Regions from separate parts of the Homo sapiens genome. Here all the other regions are linked to region 4. A link is a loop called in an ENCODE intact Hi-C map of the cell type or tissue named here. Cell type or tissue: Caco-2. All regions are shown on one strand. Region 1 overlaps LOC105373933 (a long non-coding RNA gene). Region 2 has its middle 200 kb from the start of LINC01891. Region 3 has its middle 86 kb from the start of SPP2. Region 4 has its middle 92 kb from the start of LINC01891.

What was found. Hi-C counts contacts between places; a loop is a spot of excess contacts. Peaks named below come from ENCODE experiments on the same cell type or tissue, not always from the same donor. Only the 100,000 strongest peaks of a DNase experiment are listed, where the experiment ranks them.
Region 1: a loop joins it to region 4, with 9 times the contacts of the local background. A loop is called at or near these places in 12 of 110 quality-filtered maps.
Region 2: a loop joins it to region 4, with 9 times the contacts of the local background. A loop is called at or near these places in 5 of 110 quality-filtered maps.
Region 3: it touches region 4 in a loop (10-fold over the local background); 8 of 110 quality-filtered maps call a loop at or near these places.

What each region holds. Positions count from the first base shown.
Region 1 is chr2:234,286,063-234,291,062 of GRCh38, reverse strand. LOC105373933 (a long non-coding RNA gene) reads left to right here. Exons shown (of 4, transcript XR_007088124.1): 3 at 3,909-4,050. Among named protein-coding and RNA genes, the nearest start is that of LINC01891, 170 kb to the left of the region's middle. RefSeq lists an enhancer at 51-100. In Caco-2, a CTCF peak has its summit at 1,985 (motif pointing left); a DNase peak (open chromatin) is centred at 1,932.
Region 2 is chr2:234,253,699-234,258,698 of GRCh38, reverse strand. No RefSeq gene overlaps it. Among named protein-coding and RNA genes, the nearest start is that of LINC01891, 200 kb to the left of the region's middle. In Caco-2, a CTCF peak has its summit at 407 (motif pointing right); DNase peaks (open chromatin) are centred at 378, 1,968 and 2,518.
Region 3 is chr2:234,133,927-234,138,926 of GRCh38, reverse strand. No RefSeq gene overlaps it. Among named protein-coding and RNA genes, the nearest start is that of SPP2, 86 kb to the right of the region's middle. In Caco-2, a CTCF peak has its summit at 3,080 (motif pointing left); DNase peaks (open chromatin) are centred at 2,306 and 3,006; H3K4me3 peaks cover 337 bases.
Region 4 is chr2:234,360,221-234,365,220 of GRCh38, reverse strand. No RefSeq gene overlaps it. Among named protein-coding and RNA genes, the nearest start is that of LINC01891, 92 kb to the left of the region's middle. RefSeq lists enhancers at 1,446-2,176, 1,274-2,473. In Caco-2, no CTCF peak of the experiment used is centred here; DNase peaks (open chromatin) are centred at 430, 1,330 and 2,110; H3K4me3 peaks cover 237 bases.

The DNA.
Region 1 (5,000 bases), 74 kb after region 4:
AACTTAACTGGAGGACCCCCAGTTCATGCCGGTGTCCATGTCTGGGCAGTTTGCTCGGTGGTGGGGAGAAATCCCCACACATTTGGTCGTAGAAGCCTTCTGTGTTGATTGTTGTGGCGCGGCGTGAGAACAGAAGAACTGTTGGAGTTTTTTCACCCTCAGAGAGTGTTCTCACTTCTGGCTCCACTTCCTCCCAAGGTGTCTGGGGCACGAGTTCTGCCGGATGGCAGCGTAACTGGCTTTGGTGTTGATTTATGAGTCACCACTGGGGTGAGATGAGGGAGGCAGACTCAAGTACGTGATTACAGGGCACCAAGAGACCACCTGCCCAACAGATCTTCACTCATTGCCTTACCAAACCTGAAATTACCTTAGCAAAAGCAAGTAAATGTGGCCACTCTAGGGCCCCGACCTGGATTCCTAGCCAGACCAGCCACTGGTGCTCTCTATCTGATGCAGCCAGGTTGGTCTCTCTCAACCTCCCCAAACATGCCCATGCCTTCCTGCTCCTCTCTACCTGGGCATGGGCTATGCCCACCTCCAGGAGGTCCACCATGAAGGCGTGAGCCCAGTAATATGGAAATGTCTGTTATCAGGGCCTTTAGGGTATCCTGTGATGGTGGGAAGGGGATGCTAGCACGGGGCCAGGAACAGCAGGAGGTTTGAGGCTGCATTGGAGAAGGACAGAGCTGGGCTCTTGAATCCTAAGGCTTTCATCTCAGGCATGAATCTGGTGACATCAGGACATTCTCCAGAGCCCATTGGTACAGGCAGATTAGGGCAGGTTTGAGAGATTCTAGAATCAGGTAGATAGTACATTTTGGCATGTCTAGATAATTGAGCTTAGAAATCAAGCAATCCAGCCCCTCACTTTACAGTTAAGGAAATGGAGGTTCAGAGAGATTCTGAGCTCTTCCCCATCTTACATCTGGAAGAGGCCAGGCCAGGGCTCAGATCCAGGGCCTTTCATGAAGCAGCCAGGGCCACATGCCTGGATCACAGCTGGAAAGCTATGCCCTAGCAGGGCTGCTGTTTGCAGCTGTTCAGGCCTTGCCTTGCTTTTTATAGACTGAAGTATGAGCAACACTGCCTGGGGGTGAGCAGTGCACACACTGCACCACTGTCCGGGGAGGCTCTGAGTCAGAGTCAAAGCAAAGGCCTGAGAGCTCCCATCAGAGAGGTCCCATCTCTTGGGCTGGGCTGGGTATGTGGTGAAAATGGAGGCAGGAGGGTGACTCGGAACCTGGACAGCAGTGATGGGTCCCCATCCATGGACACTGGAATTTAGGGTGGAAGACTGGCATTTGGAAAGGCAGGTAAGAACAGACCACTGCCCTGGAGGAAATTTGGGTCTGGGTATAAAGGCATAGAGTGGCAAGATGAGGACCACTCCCCAGAGTCGAGGGTTCATTTGGTCATGAGGGGTCATGAGGGAGGCCCTTGTTACTGCGCCTAGAGTTCAAAGTGCTGCTCACTGAGCCCATGAGCACCTGGCCGGGACACAACATCCTTCCTCCTAGGCTGTGGGCCACACCAGAGCCCAGCCAGCTGGTCAAACTGAGTCAGGAGCAGAGTCCAGCAGGCTTTTACAGCAGACAGACCCTGGAACTCAAAGGGCAGGAGCAGGGCATGGACAGGGGCCACAGTCCCTACAAGCAGGCAGATGCCAAGACCTCTCTGGGAGGTGAAGGTTCAGGTAAAGTGAGCCACGCATCACCTGGGGGTTCAACACTGAATAAAGTATTGACAGAAGTTGGTAATCCCTCAGAGTCACAGGAGTTCAGCTTGCAAGCCATTTGTATGTCACTGTTGTATTTGATTTCGCAAGAACCCCGTGATGAGGTGTTGTCACACGCATGTTACCCACGTGAACTTCACAGGTTACAGGAATGGACAAAACGGGAATTTGAACCTAAGTCCTGGCCTTCCTGGGACGCCCATCCTGCACCACCGCGCCCTCTTCTGGTCACAGAGGGAACTTTTGATGTTAGGCTCAGCTGGTCGTGGGCCCTAACGTAGGGAACAGAGAGGTGTAGGCACTTGACTCAGGTGATGGTGGAGAAGGGCGCGGGGGTGGCTGTAATTAGGGCACAGGTGAAACAGGAGCTTCTAGTAGGTAGATCCTGACCGTGGAGAGAGCATCACGTGTCTGAGCCTGTAAGCAACATTTTGCCGCAACAGGGATGGGAGAACAATTCTCCCAGGCAGCTGCCTCTCACACCGCATCTCTATGTGTTCCCCACAGGCCGTTTCTCCTGCTGGGACACTTTTCCTCTTTCTTATAGGTGAACCTTTTAGTGTTCAGATGTCCTTCCCCGCCCGGCAGGCCAAGGAATAAGCCTAGGCCCACAACTCTATCTTCTGTGTTTCTACAGGCCTTATTTCACATGGTGTTAATTGTAAAGTGTTTTATGATTTTTCTTTCTTAAAAAGCAGCATGGGCTGGGCGCAGTGGCTCACGCCTGTAATCCCAGCACTTTGGGAGGCCAAGGCAGGTGGATCACCTGAGGTCAAGAGTTCAAGACCAGTCTGGCCAACATGGCGAAACCCGGTCTCTACTAAAAATACAAAAATTAGCCAGTCTTGGTGGCAGGCGCCTATAATCCCAGCTACTCAGGAGGCTGAGGCAGGAGAATCACTTGAAGCCAGGAGGCAGAGGTTGCAGTGAGCCAAGATGATGCCATTGCACTCCAGCCTGGGTGACAGAGTGAGACTCCATCTCAAAAAAAAAAAAAAAAAAAAAAAAAGACAACAAACAAAGTAGGATGTTCTCTTTGCAGGTAATGTGGAAAATGTTAAAAAAAATACAGAAGCAAAATAAAAATCACTCTCAATCCAGCTCTCAAGATATAAATGATATAAATCCCATTAGCGTTTGCATGCATCTCCTTTCAAATCATAAGTGCACCATTGGATATGTACTTCACTAATCATGCTATATTCGATGTTGTTGAATAGCATTACCTACGGAAGCGTTATGAAATGTTCTATAAGCCCTCTTTTGCATAGCCTCATCACATTTCATTCTGTGGCTGGCCCATAATTTATATAGTCATTCTTCTTTTATTGGCCATTTCTATTGTCTTTAATCTTACTATTATGAACCATGCTATAAGGAAAAGGTGGTTTGTGAATCTTGATTGCTGGGGTGGAGTCCTGGAAGCAAAATCAAGAGGTCAAAGGATCCAAACAGTTTTAAAGCTCACTATGGTCATGGCCCCACTGCCTCCCAGATGAGCAGCAGCGGTTTCCCCATGGACAGGTGTGAACGTACCCATTGTTCCTGTTCTGCCCTGAACAGCAGGGAAGGTGGGAACACCCTCTCACTTTTTTTTCTTTGAGACAGAATCTTGCTCTTGTTGCCCAGGCTGGAGTGCAGTGGCACGATCTCTGCTCACTGCAACCTCCATGTCCTGGATTCAAGTGATTCTCTTGCCTCAGCCTCCTGAGTAGCTGGGATTACAAGCATGCACCACCATACCTGGCTAATTTTTTAAAAAATTATTTTTAGTAGAGATGGGCTTTTGCCATGTTGGCCAGGCTGGTCTGGAACTCCTGACCTCAGAAGATCCAACCACCTCAGCCTCCCAAAGTGCTAGTATTACAGGCGTCAGCCCCTGCACCTGGGCCTTACTTTTGTTTTAATGTGCCCTTATTTAATTGTCAGTCCAGTTGAGTATCTTCTGCAGATGTGGCTGAAGTCTCTAAAGGAACCCAATGAACAGCAGTTACTTTCCCTACCCACAGAACCAGCAATTTCAGAAATAAGGCCGAAGAGGGACAGAAGGGGCTAAAATACTACCTCAAGTCTTGATAAAACAAAGGCAGAGGCTGCAGCCTCCTGTGGTTGCCAGCTGGGCCTGCTAGATGAGTTATGAATTCAGCAACACCCCCTCTCTCCATCCCAGGCTGACTTCGCTGGACTGACAGCTGGACAGAGAGCTGGCTCGGCCTTCCTTGGTGTGGGAACTGCCTGGGAGACTCAGCATAAAGGAGCAGAGGTGGATCGCTCCTGCAGGCATGTGGTTCCCAAAACAGAAAAGGGGACAGGTGAGCTGAGATCCCAGAGTTTACTTTTCTGAAATGGACTGGCCAGAATTATCTACTTCTCTTAGGGGACAGCTAAGGAATGGGCTGCAAAGAGGTGGTAGGTTTGGAAAAATTTACCAATAAGGCTGTTTGGAGAGTGGGGATGAAGCATTTCTCTACTGCTTTAATCAACCAACTGTATGTTTCTTCTATTAGTGTTATTTTGCATACTATCTACTGGTATTGGCATGTAAAAGTGGTTTGTTAAAGGTCTTTTAAAATGTTTCATTTGTCTTTTCCTCTTATATGAAGTTTTTGAATTATGAGAGTTTTCAATTATTTATTTAGCCACATCTACTATTTTTGACATGCCATTCAATCCTGCAAATCAGCCACCACCATCATCGTCTTTATCGTATTTGTGTGAGTTCTCTGTGCCAAGCAACCCGCGAAGAGTAGTTGCACATGTATCTTGTCATTACATCCTCACAGCAGTTCCTGTGAGGAGGGAATGAGTGCCCAAGACGAGGTTTTGTCAGGTGCAGTGAATCACCAATAACACAGATGAGGTCGTGTCAGGGTGGTCTGACTCTGACTGCCACCCCAGTGGCCACGTCACCCTGGAGTCAAGAATTGTGGCTCAGGGCTCACATACCAGGCCCAAGCGTTTGGGAAATAAAAATACTCATTTATTTGGGTTTCTAATTATTATGCCAGGAAATGAGCATGTTATTGCTGGTAATTCTTTGTAAGAATGATAAGGATTCCAATTTAGGAAAGATAAAAAGCTATGCGAGAGGCTGTGACTCATTTTAATGCTCTGTTTTGAGAAATATCAAAAGCTGCCACAGATTTATCCATCTGCCTAGGAACTCAGCTTTTCCCAGAAGCGTTCTCATGCTTGCTACTGTTGGTGGTCTCTTCTCCACATTTTATGGTTTTTTTCAGTTACAAAAGTAAATTGTATTCAT
Region 2 (5,000 bases), 110 kb after region 4:
AACCATGTTTCACCATTAGATTACTCACAGGCTCAGACCAATCACTACAAACCACAAATGGCAAATTGAAATATGGATTGTGAGTTGAATTTTCACCTTGTTATCTTTGGATTTCTGCAATCAAAGGATCCAATGCTTCATGAGCTCTAGGGAAATATACTTGGTAGCCAACCCATTTTATTGCAAAATTGCCTATATAGGTTAAAAATTAAGAGAAATAAGGCATCCCCCTCTCTCCTTTGCTGCAGCCTCTGGAGCGCCTTGCCCTCTCCCTACCCTCTGCCTCCTCACTGTCTCATATCCTGTGACTCACAGGACATGTGCTCCGAGCCACAGAATCCCACAGTGAATGTGTCTGGCAGCTGCCAGGTATTCTCCCCACCAGGAGGCTCCACACATGCTCCCTGAAACGTGCTGCAGCAAGCACTGTGAAAAATGCACTTTCTCGTCGCTTGACTTGGAGAGAGTCCTATGTGTTTGAAGACTTAACAGATGCCACAGAAGCCTCAGAAATGCTCTCTCCGAGGTTAAGCTCCCTCCTCCAGCAAGTGGGACATTTTCACATCCACCGTCTTAGCTTAGGGCAGTAGGGATTTCCTAAAGATGAACAACCCTGTCTGGTTACAGGTAGATTGTTCTTGAGACACAGGCCACACCCCTCCCGGCCTTCCCATCCTTGGCAGGGTCCTAGAATGCTGTTTCCACTTTTCCAGATGCAATGGTGAGAAATTTGGTGGTGATTACTGAGAAAACCAACTCTGGTTATTTCTGACAAAATCAAAGTTGTTTGGTTAGGGTTAGGGTTAGGGGGTATACTAGTCCGTTTTCACGCTGCTGATAAAGACACACCCAAGACTGGATAATTTACAAAGGAAAGAGGTTTAATTGACTCACAGTTCCACATGGCTGAGGAGGCCTCACAATTATGGCAGAAAACGAAAAAGGAGCAAGAGGCTATCTTACATGGTGACCGGCAAATAGAGAATAAGAGCCAAGCAAAAGGGGTTTCCCTTTATAAAACCATCAGATCTGTGAGACTTACTCACTACCATGAGAACAGCATGGGGGAAACTGCTCCCATGATTCAATTACCTCCCACCAGGTTCCTCTCACAGCACGTGGAAATTATGGGAGCTACGATACAAGATAAATTTGGGTGGGGACACAGCCAAACCATATCGGGGGGATTTGCAAAAGTCACCCCTATCATAATGCCTGAGGGTTTGTACTGCTACATCAATTACATTTTATTTTTTCTTTCCCTCCCTCCCTGTCTCCCTTCTTTCCTTTCTTTCTTTATTAAAATGTAAGCTTCCTGAGGGTAGGGACACTGACTGTCTTACCCAACTCCTGGAATTTGTGCCTGACACCTAATAAGAACTCACTATATACTTGTTTTGTTGAATGACATTTCAAAATTGATATTGACATGAACTGAGACCTGAAAGGTAATAGAACTCTGTTGCCTTTCCTCATCCTGAATTGCTCTCTATGTTTATAAAATGGTGCTTTTTTACCAAATCAGACCCAGTGTTACACATTTACATTGGATTAGCTCATTCAGTCCATATAAAATTCTATTGTCATTGTTATTATCTGCATCTTTATAGACAATGAAACAGGTTTTTAGAGTAAGTAAATTTTCCAGGCTCTCTTGCCCACAAGTGGATGAGTAGGGATTTGAACCCAGGTCCTCCTGACTTCCAAGTCCATATCTATCCCTAGGTATCTGTCAACAGGTGAAATCTACCATCCCACATGATGATCTGAGAGAAGTGGCTTTTCATTAGAATTTTACCTGGGATGAATGCAGGGGTATCACATCAAGGTTATCAGGACTTTGATTGCCAGTAACAAAGAAGCCCATGAGGGTGGCCAACTCAAGGCAGGCGACACCCACAATCTCTTGAGTAGACAGGACCAGGAACAGGACTCCACGAGGATAGCAGTTATTTCAGGAATGCTCACCTGGTAGGATCAGCAAAGCTGGGTCACATGAGGCCAGAATTATCCTCACCTTGACAAGAATGCAGGCTTGCCCCTTCCCTCTCTGGTTAGAGCAGCGAACTCAGGAGTCATCTAATTCCTCCATCCCCCCAGCTTGCACTGGGTGAGGAATAGGTGTGCCTTGTACCCCTGCCCTGAGCAAACACCCCAATCTCTTAGTATGGGCAGTCTCTCTCTTAGTTGCACTTAGACAAGAAGGACATTTAAAAAATAGATTTCATTAAAGATGAAAAAGATTTCAAATGCACACACACACACACAGACACACACACCCCTACTGAACTCAGAGTTCTTTGCCCAATTCAACTAAAGACTGGCGGCATCCACCTATATATAGTTTGACCACACCTAAGAGCAAATGCCAGGTGCTTAGACCAAAATTATTCTTCTTCAACCTTGACCTGGCTGAAATCCTGACTTGTTTGAAGTAACGACAGGTCCACGGCTGATGGTCTTGGGGCACTCATTACATGAATATTTGCTTAGCTTTTGGAATGTCTGCACCTCAGTAAAAAACTTCATGGATTGCTCAGGTGTTTTCCAAATGATTTGGTTTAGAAAGAAGTTTCTGTTTGGATTTGTAAGGGCCTCTTCTGGTGTTGACCTGGTTTGCCACTTTGACCTGCTGGGATGACTAGACTGGGCCATTCTATCCAGGAATCCGGTATTGCTAATGGAAGTCATATTTATGCTTACATTTTGAATGAGTGACTCTGACTTCTTCGTTTCTATAAGCCTGTATTTCAAGTACCAATAATTATGTAGTTGCTAAATCAATAGGTCTAATACTTTCTTATAAAAAGTGTTAACATTGAATAAGGAAGGCTATTCTGGTTTATGTATATTGCATACATTTTCTCATCATATCATACAGATTCTAGAAAATCCAATCACTTTGATTTTTGAAGCTAATATTTCTTTCACTGTGTATAGTTTTGAAGGTTCAGGAAAAACCTATTTTGGTCTCACATATATTTCTACTTAGCCCCAAACAGACCCAAAATCCTGATTGTGCTCCAAGCCAAAATTCTGATATAAAGATAAATCACTTCTTTGTTGATACTTACTTTAGTGTCTTTAAAGAAATCTCCTTTCTCCACTAAAATACCAGAGAGCAGAAATTGGCATGCAGCAAGCATGTATATAAGCAGGCTCCTTTTGTGTAGTTGAAGCACAATGCCATCTGTACCCTCTTTTGTTTAGCCAAAGTACCTCAGTTTCTTTCCATCAATAACAATATACAACGAAACCTCCTCTGCTTAGGGGATGGCAAACGTGGACTTTGAATTCAATTACGTGTTATACTTATTAATCATCTAATTCATTTGGCTGAGGAATAGCGTTGCCTAGAGCAATGTAAATTGTTTCAACCAAACAGTATTTGCTTCATCAGGTTTACCAAATCAGCTAATGGAAAAATACAGAAAGATGCAGAAGGCTCTCTACTGGGCATCTCTGGGAAGCACTAGGTAAGTAAAACCTGTCCTGTGTTTGAGGATCTTACAATCTGGTTGAGGATCTGAGATGTGGGGTTTCTGAGACAGGTAGAAGGACCTCAAGGGAGCATGGGGTTCCTTCTCCCTCCCCATTGTTCTCATGTAAACAACCACAGCATAAACCACCTCAAATTGTCTTCAAAGCGACTATCAATCTATATGTCCACATCTGTCTCTATGTTCATAGACACATGTACCTCCAAAACATAAAACAGAAAACATGTGCATCTTCATTACAAAGTGAAACCAGAAATTAACCACATCCCAGCATCCATGAGGGATTTTTGCAAATGCAGTGTGGACAGGACTACACAGAACACATCACTGATTGCTAGGAAATGCTTCACATCCAGAGACAAATAATGCCTGGAAAGGAAGCTTGGCTGTGCCACACAATAGCCCACTAGCACCCTCTCATTCAAAAGCATGGGCTCACAGGCACGGTGGTGCACACCTATAATCCTCAGCTACTCGGGAAGCTGAGATGGGAGGACTGTTTAAGCCCAGGAGATCAAGACCAGCCTGGGCAACATAGCAAGACCCCTGTCTCTCTTAAAAAAAAAAAAAAAAAAAAACCTTAGCTGAGCATGGTGGCACATGGCTGATGGCTGTAGTCCCAGCTACTCGGGAGGCTGAGTGGGAGGATCTCTTAAGCCTAGGAGTTTGAGACTTCAAAGAGCTATGATCACACCATTGCACTCCAGTCTTGGCAATAGAGTGAGACCTTGTCTTTAACAAAAACAAAAATAAAAGCATAGGCTCTTAGGAGATGGGGCCTACAGCCTGCCTGGAGTGCTCTAAAGCTCCTAAGTTGCCTTTCCCTCCCACCTGCACAGCAGAGGCACTAAGCTTCACCAGGGCATGCAACTTGCTCCTGATGAGTCGGACATTCTAGGTAGAGAGCCAGGGGTGTGTATATGGTGTGTGTGTGTGTGTGTGCGCACATGGGAATGCATGCAGAGGGCACAAACACTTCCCCTGGAGTCCCATCAGCATCTCTTCTAGGAAGTCAGACTGGTGGTCAAGATGAGAAGACGCTCCAAGCTGCTTCTACCAACCTGCCTGTCTTGACTGACATCCATCTCTCATCCCCAGGTCACCCCAACTCCCAGATTCCTGGATCTCCAAACTAGTCATCTACTACCAATGCTAGGCTGACAAATCAAATACAATATGCCCAGTTAAATTTGAATTTCAGATAAGCAACACAAATTTTTAAGTGAAAGTATGTCCCAAATATCCCACGGGATATGCTTATACTAAAAAATATTGTTATTTATGTAAAATTCAAATTTTACTGGGCATCCTGTTTCGGTTTGTTTGTTGTTTTCCTAAAACCCATCTCTGAATGATTGATCTGGCATATACACTAATCTCAGCAAGGCATAGCCATTAACAACAGCACAGGGCTGTGGAACAAGCCGTCTGGTTTCTAACCCTAACCCCACCACTTTCAGGCCACAGAACACTGAGCAAGTCACTTAACCTTGCTGGGCC
Region 3 (5,000 bases), 230 kb after region 4:
GCTATGACCACACCTACCTGCAAGCGAGGCTGGGAAATGTGACCTGGCTGGGGCTCAGGGAGAGGAGGAAATGGCGGGACACTCAGTTGGGAGTTTCTGCCTCAGCTGCTCCCCTTCAGAAGTCATTGCTCCTGACATTAACAGTTTTTACTTCCAACTGTTTCTTTCTTATGCACATTTCTGTATTTTTCATGGAATCATTGACTGCTTTATAAAACTGCTTATTTCACAAGGCGTCTTATGAACATCTTTCTTAGTCAACCGATACTTCCGAATTTTAATGACTGCCTCAGCCTCCCAAAGTGCTGAGATTACAGGCGTGAGCCACCGTGCCCAGCTGAAAAATGTTTTAGATAAAATAGGCCATTGGGTGTACATGCCATCCTGTAGTTAATTAATCAGGCTAACATGTGACAGGACCTCACTTTTTCCTTAATTTTCCCCTTTTTTAATTGAACGTCTCATTTATTTTCATTTTTTTTTAAGTAATTCACATGCTTGATGTTTTGAGGCATATCCTGACCACTCTGGTTGTTAAAAACACAAGCATGGAGCTTAGTGTATTTGAGGTTGGGGGAAGGAGTTGGGGACAGCCACACATCAAATAATCACATATATTAGTATATAATTACTAATTAAGATGTTACGATGAAGGAAGGACGGTGGTGCTGGAGGGCATTTCAGAAGGTCTTGACTGAATGACGGAGGGATCGGGAAGGCATGGCCACAAAAGGCTTCCCTAAGAAAGTGACATTTTAGCTAAAATCTGAGAATAGTTCCAAGCCCTTCTAATCACTGTAGTTTTCACACTATCTTGCCAGTAGTTTAAAATTCGATGCTTTAAAACTTAATTTGAAAGAGACGATATTTTGTATCCAAATAACACCAACAGCAAAAGACATGAATTTAATTTCTACTTGCAAGCCAGAGTCTCCCGGCACAGGAGGCTGCCCATGCCGCCTCATGCCTGCCATCCCTGGAGAGGACCAGATAGATGGTGCAGAGCCCCACTGTGCCAACCAGGGACCTTTGGGACAAGGAGCCAGGCTGAACCCAGAACGTCCCAGCTGGGGGCCAAGTGCTTCTGGGTGGAGTGATTTTGCCATTGTGCTGGCGCCAGAGGGCTGTGAAGACTTACGTTCACATGCCCCTTTGAGGGGGTTTTACCAGAATTAAAGGGCTTTCATGGCTTGACCTAATTGTCCTGGGCTGTGGAATTCTTTTTGGTTCCTAGTCAGTGTTCTCACCAAGACCCAACTAGTATAACAAACTTGCTATCGTTGCAGGAAAAAGAACCCATCTCAATGAAATGAGTCACTGGTTGGAAATGTAACCTGCAGGCATTGGAGGCTGTTCTAATTTCTCAAAGAACAAAGGCAGGCAATTTGACAGCTTTTGTTGACTGTCATAGAAATTTCCTGTGAGAGGGAGTCAGTTGCTTCATCTCAAGGAGGTCTGAAGAGGTAATAAGTTGTTTTTTTTGTTTTTTTTTTTTTCAATTGAACAAAATTTATCTAAAACATTTTTCAGCTGGGCACGGTGGCTCACGCCTGTAATCTCAGCACTTTGGGAGGCTGAGGCAGGCGGATCACCTGAGATCAGGAGTTCAAGACCAGCCTGGCCAACATGGGGAAAATCCATCTCTACTAAAAAAAACAAAAATTAGCCGGGCTTTGTGGCGTGCACCTGTAATCCCAGCTACTTGGGAGGCTGAGACAGGAGAATTGTTTGAACCCTGGAGGTGGGGTTGCAGTGAGCCGAGATTGCGCCACTGCACTCCGGCCTAGGTGGCAGAGTGAAACTGTCTCAAAAAATAGCATAATCCCATCTCTGTCACCTACTTGTTGAATGTGTTGATGAAAAGAGTCAAGTTCTGTAAAATCTTTGAAGAGATTTATTCTGAGCCAAATATGAGTGACCAATGGCCCATGACACAGCCCTCAGGAGATCCTGAGAACATGTGCCCAACGTGATCAGGGACAGTTTAGTTTTATACATTTTAGGTAGACATAGGCATCAATCAAATTCATGTAAGATGAACATTGGTTCTGTCCGGAAAGGTGGGTCAACTGGAAGCTGCAGGGCTTGGAGTGGAGGAGGATTCCAGATCATCAGCAGATTCAAAGATTTTCTGACTGGCAATTGGTTGAAAGAGTTAAGTTATTGTCAGAGGACTTAGGAATGTCTGGGTTAAGATAAAGGGTTGTGAAGACCAAGATTTAATCATGCATGTGAAACCTCCAGGTGGCAGGCTTCAGAGAGAATACACTGTAAATGTTCTATCAGTAATTCCAAAAGGGAGGAGGGCATAATGAGGCATGTCTGACCTCTGACCCCTGCCTCCCATCATGGCCTGAACTAGTTTTTCAGGTTAGCTTTGGAATGTCCTTGCAGAGAGGAGGGGTCCATTTAGATGGTTGAAGGGCTCAGAATTTTTCTTTCTTTTCTTTTTTGGTCTACAAATGACTTTGAACAAACTTTGTAATTTCCTTGTGCCTCAGTTTCCTCATCTATAGAATGACAATGATGGTAGTACCCAGCCCATTGTGCTTGTGTGAGGATTAAATACATTGATCTGTGGAAAGTGCTCAAAATGGTGCTTGGCCAGTGGTAAGAGTGACATGGGTGTTATTAGAGGCATCCTGAAAACCATCCTGGGGGCTGCAGGGTAGGCCTGGGCAGCAGGCTTAGAGCACAGCCCCTTCTCGGCCTTCAAGAGCTCTTCCTCCCTGAGGCCCGTGGGGCAGGGTCCAGCGGCCACAGAGACCCGTTCCGTGGTCCCTGGCTGCACTGCACACAACACTCCCACCACTGCTGACCTCCTGGTCTCTCTCACGGGCTGTGCCCCACATCCTCGGCTGCGGTCACTGCACATGAATGTAAAACCTGCTGCACAGGAAGGGTTGAAGGAGGGTGTGATCCTTGGGTGAAGTTCTAATCCCCACCGCCAGCCTCACTGGTCTCCCACAGACAATCAAGATGACAATGGCCACTTCCCAGGGTGGCGGCCAGGGTTGGAGGAGCCAATCCCAGGTCCCAGGTCCGAGGCGGTTGTTGGGCCTTATTGATGCCTGATCGCCATCTAGTGCCCGATAAGAGTCACTGAATCTCTCCCATTACAAACAGCTGGTAACGGTGAATGCAAGACTGGAAGATTCCACTGAAGTCGTTTAGGCTTGGGGCCACCCATTTTAGGAATCCCTTCTAAAGAATCCCCGATCCAGTTTCTGTTTAGAGTTTGATACCGGACTCTGTTGCATTTTTTAAAAACTCTAGGTGTGAAAATCCTATTCCTCAGCTGGAGTCTTATTCCTTACATTTTAACATGCAGTTTTACCCCAAAGGTCCCCAAAATGAATAGCAATAGAGAGGAGAAAGTGTCAAAGTGGGGGAGGCCTGACTCTTGTTGTATACTTGGCTGATATGCGATCACTGTTTCTAAGCATTCAATTCCTTTTCATTTCTTTCTGTCAATTAAGCAGCGCCTGCATTTCAGCTAAGATCCGGGAATAGAAAGGTAACAAAAAATGCACAGACTTTGCTCTCACCAGGCTGAGGCAAGGCCAGCTAAGAGAAAGCTACAGTCAACTGGATGGGACGTGAGGAGAATGAGACCCACGTCCTCAGTCCCCACTGCACCCAGCAATCACCAGGGATCACCCAGGAACCTTTAAACTGATGGCCAGGCTGCCTCCCAGATGCTCACATCTGACTCTGCAGGCCAGGCATTGACCTTTGAAGCCCCCTGTCATGCAGGTGCCCCATGGAGGGTGGGATTAACCGCCATCCAAAATTGGTTAGGCTGCCCAGACTGGTCCCTTCCATTGTTAGGTTGTGAAAAGGGTCACATAATGTGACTTTCTTGGGAGATCAAGTTGGGCTCCATACAGTCCAGGGGGCTTGAGAAAATAAAGTAGGTGCAATGGCAGTAGCATTGGTTCTTACTGTGGTTAAAAGTGAGCCAGCCAGGTTGAGGGTTCCTGCACAGAGGCCAGGATTTGAACTCCCCACGGGCACTCAGGCACCCAGGGAGAAGGCATCAATGTTCTCATCAACTTGCCTGGATGTGGTTCCAGCGGGAGGGAAAGATAACGGATTGAAAGCCATCAGTGGTCAAACATAAAAAATGGAGTCTTTCTCTTTGTTATCTTCCCCCAGGTCATCGCAGACAAGCCTGAGAACCACCCGATCAGATAGTCCATGTTTCCCCAGCCACCGAGGAGAAGAATTACCCTAGGGAACTTACTCAGCACTGATTCCCATGCCTCAACCCACAACCACTGATGAGCATTTCCAAGGATGAGGCTGGTCATGTGAGCATCTGTCCAAGGGGTTCTTATCATCTGGCAGGTTTGAGGAGTGCCGGGCTTGATTCTGGCTGCAGGAATGCACAGGTCACTTCCACTGAGAGCCCCTTTACAGGTGACAAGGGTTTTTCACACACCATGTGACTGACCTTCACACTGTGAGGCAGAAAGGGGAATGTTCGCCCTCATTTTCAGATGGGGAGCCAGGAGCTCAGGGACATCAGAGGAACTCCGGAAACAACAGTGCTGGGAGCCTTGAGGCTCAGCTTCTGGGTCATGCTCCCCATCAGACCTGGCGGGTTTTGCAGTCACTCCTCCACACTTACTTTTTCCTTCACTGTGCATATTGGGTCCTGCAAGAACAATCCCAAGAGAACAGGCCCCGGTCTGGAACAAGGAATCGGCCATCAAGATGGCCGGGGCTCACTGCCGGGATACAAGTGTCTCAGCTGCACGTAACCCAGGAGGGGCGGTGCTGCCCAGCTGGTCTCCTCTTCTCTAAAGGCAACACAAGCAAAAGGCTTTCTTGGTGCAGACTCTAGTCCTCTGGGTCTAGACTCCTGGGGGCACCCAGAAGGATTCCCTTTGGCCTTCTGAGCTCATAACTCCCACCACGTGTGCCATGTTTCTGTGTTTTGGGTCTCACCATTTTCAAGCCGATAGTGGCAAAGACTCTCTGCTTGACTGAACACT
Region 4 (5,000 bases):
TCCAGACCACAAGGGAGGGTTCTTGGATCTCACGCAAGAAAGAATTTGAGGTGAATCCATACATTGAAAGAAAGTTTATTAGGAAAGTAAAGGAATAAAATAATGACTACTCCACAGGCAGAGTAGCAGCATGAGGGGCTGGTTGGCCATTTTTATGGTTATTTGTTGATTATATGCTAAATAAGGAGTGGATTATTTATGAGTTTTCCGGGAAAGAGGTGGGCAATTCCCGGAACTGAGGATTCCTCCCCTTTTTAGACCTTATAGGGTAACTTCCTGAAGTTGCCATGACGTTTCTAAACTGTCATGGCGCCCGTGGGAGTGTCTCTTAGCATGCTAATGCATTACAATTCGTGTATAATGAGCAATGAGGACGACCAGAGGTCATCTCGGTTTTGGCAGGTTTTGGCCAGCTTCTTTAATGCAACCTGTTTTATCAGCAGGGTATTTAGGACCTGCATCTTGTGCTGACCTCCTATCTCACCCTGTGACTTAGAATGCCTAATCTCCTGTAATGCAGCCCAGCTGGTCTCAGCCTTATTTTACCCAGCCCCTACTCAAGATGGAGTTGCTGATTCCAACGCCTCTGACTGTAATGCTTTAAGTTTTGTTGTTGTTGTTGTTTTGTTGTTTGTTTTTGAGACAGAGTCTCATTTTGTCACCCAGGCTGGAGTGCCGTGGCCCAATCTCAGCTCACTGCAAACTCCGCCTCCCAGGTTCAAGTGATTCTCCTGCCTCAGCCTTGCGAGTAGCTGGGATTACAGGCGCCTGCCATCACACTCGGCTAATTTTTGTATTATTTTAGTAGAGACGGGGGTTTCACCATGTTGGCCAGGTTGGTCTCGAACTCATGACCTCAGGTGATCCACCCACCTTGGCCTCCCAAAGTGCTGGGATTACAGGCATGAGCCCCCATGCTTGGCCACTTTAAGTTTTTACTTCCCTTTACAAGAGGGACTCTGATTGCCTCCAGGTCCAAGGAGGCAGCAGCCTCCAGTGGGAAAAAAATCAATGGCTCTCAGCATGCTTTCCTCCCTGGGGCCTGTTCCCTGATGGCCGTAGAGGTGCCCGTCATCTGCAAACTTAGTGTGCTATTCTACTACTCTTTGGACACAGTCCTTGGAGACACAGGTTCTATTTGCCTGAAGCAGTCAGGGTCTCTTCTAGTCTAGATGTTTATCACAGTTCGACAAGAATTTGCATCAAAATATAACAAAGGTAAATAAACAGGGATTGCTCCTGGGTTCACCCCAAGTGACCAAGTGAGAGGAACGTGGACCTTCTCAAAAGCCAGGTCTTATCGCGAATGTCAGAGCACTCTCAGTGTGGTCGTGATCTGCAGTTGCTCAAGCATCAACTTTTCAATAATAGAGACTTCAAAGAACAGAACAGTTGTCAGCCCGTGGAATCCAGCCTTCCTCATCCAAGATGCCCTGCTAATACCTCTTCTGCTTTGCCCTGGGTTGCTGGTTCCTGCTCAGCCAGGATGGACTTCTCAGCTGTATCTTCTCGGGGCTTGGGACTTGAGGAATTATGGGGAGCTGTATCTTTCTTCCGAAAGGAAAAATCACCCTCAGGTGTTTTTTGTTGTTGTTGTTGTTTTAAGCAGAGTTTAAAAATAGTTCTTTGTGTTGCAGAAAACCTCTGTCACTTATGTTGTTTGTCCACAAAACAATTTCACACCGAGGATCTCATAGTTTAAGCCTGTCCAAGTTTCCTGAAGTGCTTCCTGATAAGTCATTTTTCACATGCAACTCTGTGAGAGCTCAAATTCATTCTTTTCAATGGTGATCTTTTCTGAGTTGCTGCCCCACCTCTGGGGTTGAACATTCACTGCAGAGAGCTTTTCAGACGCTGGATTGTGGAGCTCATTAGTGCTGCTTCTAATGTTTGCTAAAAACCTCAGCAAAAGGGAAGACGGGCAGTAAATATTTCTAAAGCTTTTCTGGCTACAAAATTAATGGCAATTTCTCAAGGGACCTGCTGAGATTCCCTTTCAAGTGTCTTAGTGACTCAGCATTCACAAATGTTAAGCAGGGCTCAGACCCAGCCCTTTGAAGTCTCCCATCCCACAGGTTGGAATGGCAGTGTGATTTAGGATGGTCAGCAGGGGGGAGAGCAGTAAATGGACCTTGTCACCAAACAAATAAACGAAACCAGCCGGGCCAGATCAGGGCAGCTTGGTGCCTTTTACACCTGGTGGATCCAAAGGAAGGGAGTCCCAGGGCAGAATGGATGGATGCAGAATGGCCGTGATGTGCTGGGATGAGAAGACAATTCTTTACAGAAGGATCAAAGCCATCATTTTTGTTTAAAGCTTCTCTCAAGGAAAACAATTTTTTTTTTTTTGAGTTTAGGAAGAGAGTAGGAAAAGAAACTCTGGCTACGTCAATATTCAGTCCTTTCTTTCTTTTTTCTTTTTTTGAGAAAGAGTCTTGCTCTGTCGCCCAGGCTGGAGTGCAATGGTGTGATTTCAGCTCACTGCAACCTCCGCCTCCAGGGTTCAAGCGATTCTCCTGCCTCAGCCTCCCAAGTAGCTGGGATTACAGGCACCTGCCACCACACCCGGCTAATTTTTGTATTTTTAGTAGAGAGGGGGTTTCACTATGCTGGCCAGGCTGGTCTCGAACAACTGACCTAAGGTGATCCACCCACTTTGGCCTCCCAAAGTGCTGGGATTACAGGCGTGAGCCACCGTGCCCAGCCTATATTCAGTTATTTCTACTTGCATTTCCTCACATAAGCACAGACAATGGGTCTGGTGATGAAAAGAGTCCAACTTTGTAGAATATTTGAAGAGATTCATTCTGAGTCAAATATGAGCGACAATGGCCCATGACACAGCCCTCAGGAGACCCTGAGGATATGTGCCCCAGGTGTTCGGGGAGCAGCTTGGTTTTATACATTTTAGAGAGACGTGACCTGTCAATCAAATACATTTAAGATATATTAATACATTGGTTTGGTCCAGAAAGCCAGGACAACTCCAAGGGGTTGGGGGAGAGAGAGCTTCCAGGTCATAGGTAGATTATTTATTTATTTATTTATTTATATATTTTTATTTTTATTTTTATTTTTTGAGACCAAGTCTTGCTCTTGTCCCCCAGGCTGGAGTGTTATGGTGTAATCTCGGCTCACTGCAACCTCCGCCTCCCAGATTCAAGCGATTCTCCTGCCTCAGCCTCCTGATTAGCTGGGACTACAGGCACATACCACTACGCCCGGCTAATTTTTTTGTATTTTTTTAGTAGAGACGGGGTTTCACCATGTTGGGCAGGCTGGTCTCGAACCCCTGACCAGCCTGGGATTACAGGCGTGAGCCACCACACCGTAGATGTTTCTTATCAGAATTCAAGTCTGTGTTGATGTTAATGCCAGAGAAGTATAGTGAGGCATGCCTGATCCCCACTTCTGTCAGGGCCCAGACCAGTCTTTCAGGTTAAATGTAGAGCACGCTGGCCTAGAGGAGGAAGTCCATTCAGATGGTTGGGGGCCCTCACATTTTCTTTTTGGTTTACAGGTCCTTAGTCAAAAGCTCTTTGTGACCTCCCCTTTGATGTTCTCACCACACGCAGACTACATGCATCTGCATGGGATGCTGAGCTTTCTCAAGCTCTGCCCATTGGAGTCATGACAAATTGCTCAAAGCTACCATCTTCCCAGAGGCTTTCTAGAATCTTGATGAAAACTGACCTATTTCTGATACTAGAGTCATTTCCCGGACCTCGGATATGTAAACTGTGAAGTCAGTAGCCAAGAGAGAGGCTGAAATATTGATTCAGAGAGAACAAGTCATTGACATGTTGGCTTTAGTGCCTTGTATGGGCTACCTCTATTGTAGCATGTCCCAGCGGGACACCTGGGAGATGCTACACACACCCACATGGACACACCTACTCCTACACTCACACGCAGACACACATACACAAGCCCACTTCCCCCACACATACCCCACACCTCATGTACACATGCAGAAACACAAGCACTCACACCTCCCATACTCCCCCACCACCCATCTCTCACACATGAGGTTTCTCTGCTCAAAGAAGTTTGGAAAATCCTGCAAACAAAATATAATTTCATTTTGCAGTTGACAGTTTATGGTAACAACTCTTAGTAGTCCCACCATAAAGAAAGCTGTGTAGGTTTGCATCAGCATGATCCAAGGGCAATGTGAGGCATAGCCCCTTTTCCTACAGCCTCTGTGGTTTTAGGAAAATCCATTTAGAAACTGGTATAACAGATAGTGAAATACAACTCCCTTCCTTCTTGGACTTGCCTTTTGTTTTCTGACTTAAAAAAATTGTATCATCTTTCCCTGAACAGACCAATAGTGAGATCTGCAATTGAATCAGTAATAAATTGCCTACCAACCAAAAAAAGCCCAAGACCAGATGGATTCACAGCTGAATTCTACCAGAGGTACAAAGAAGAGCTGGCACCATGCCTGCTTAAACTATTCCAAAGAATTGAGGAGGGGGGACTCCTCTCCAACTCATTCCATGAGGCCAGCATCATCCTGATACCAAAACCTGGCAGAGATACAACAAAAAAAGAAAACTTCAGGCCAATATCCTTGATGAACATTGATGAAAAAATCCTCAACAAAATACTTGCAAACTGAACCAAGCAGCACATCAAAAAGCTAATCCACTGTGATCAAGTAGGCTTTATCCCTGGGATGCAAGCCTGGTTCAACATACACAAATCCATAAATGTGACTCATCACACAAACAGAACTGAAGACAAAAACCACATGATCATCTCAATAGATGCAGAAAAGACTTTTTATAAAATTCACCATCTCTTCTTGTTAAGAACTCTCAATAAACTAAGTTTTGAAGGAACATACCTCAAAATAATGAGCCATTTATGAAAAACCCACAGCCAACATTGTACTGAATGGGCAAAAGCTGGAAGCATTCTCCTTGAAAACCAGCACAAGACAAGGATGCCTGCTCTTACTACTCCTACTCAGCATAGTATTGGAAGTCTTGTTC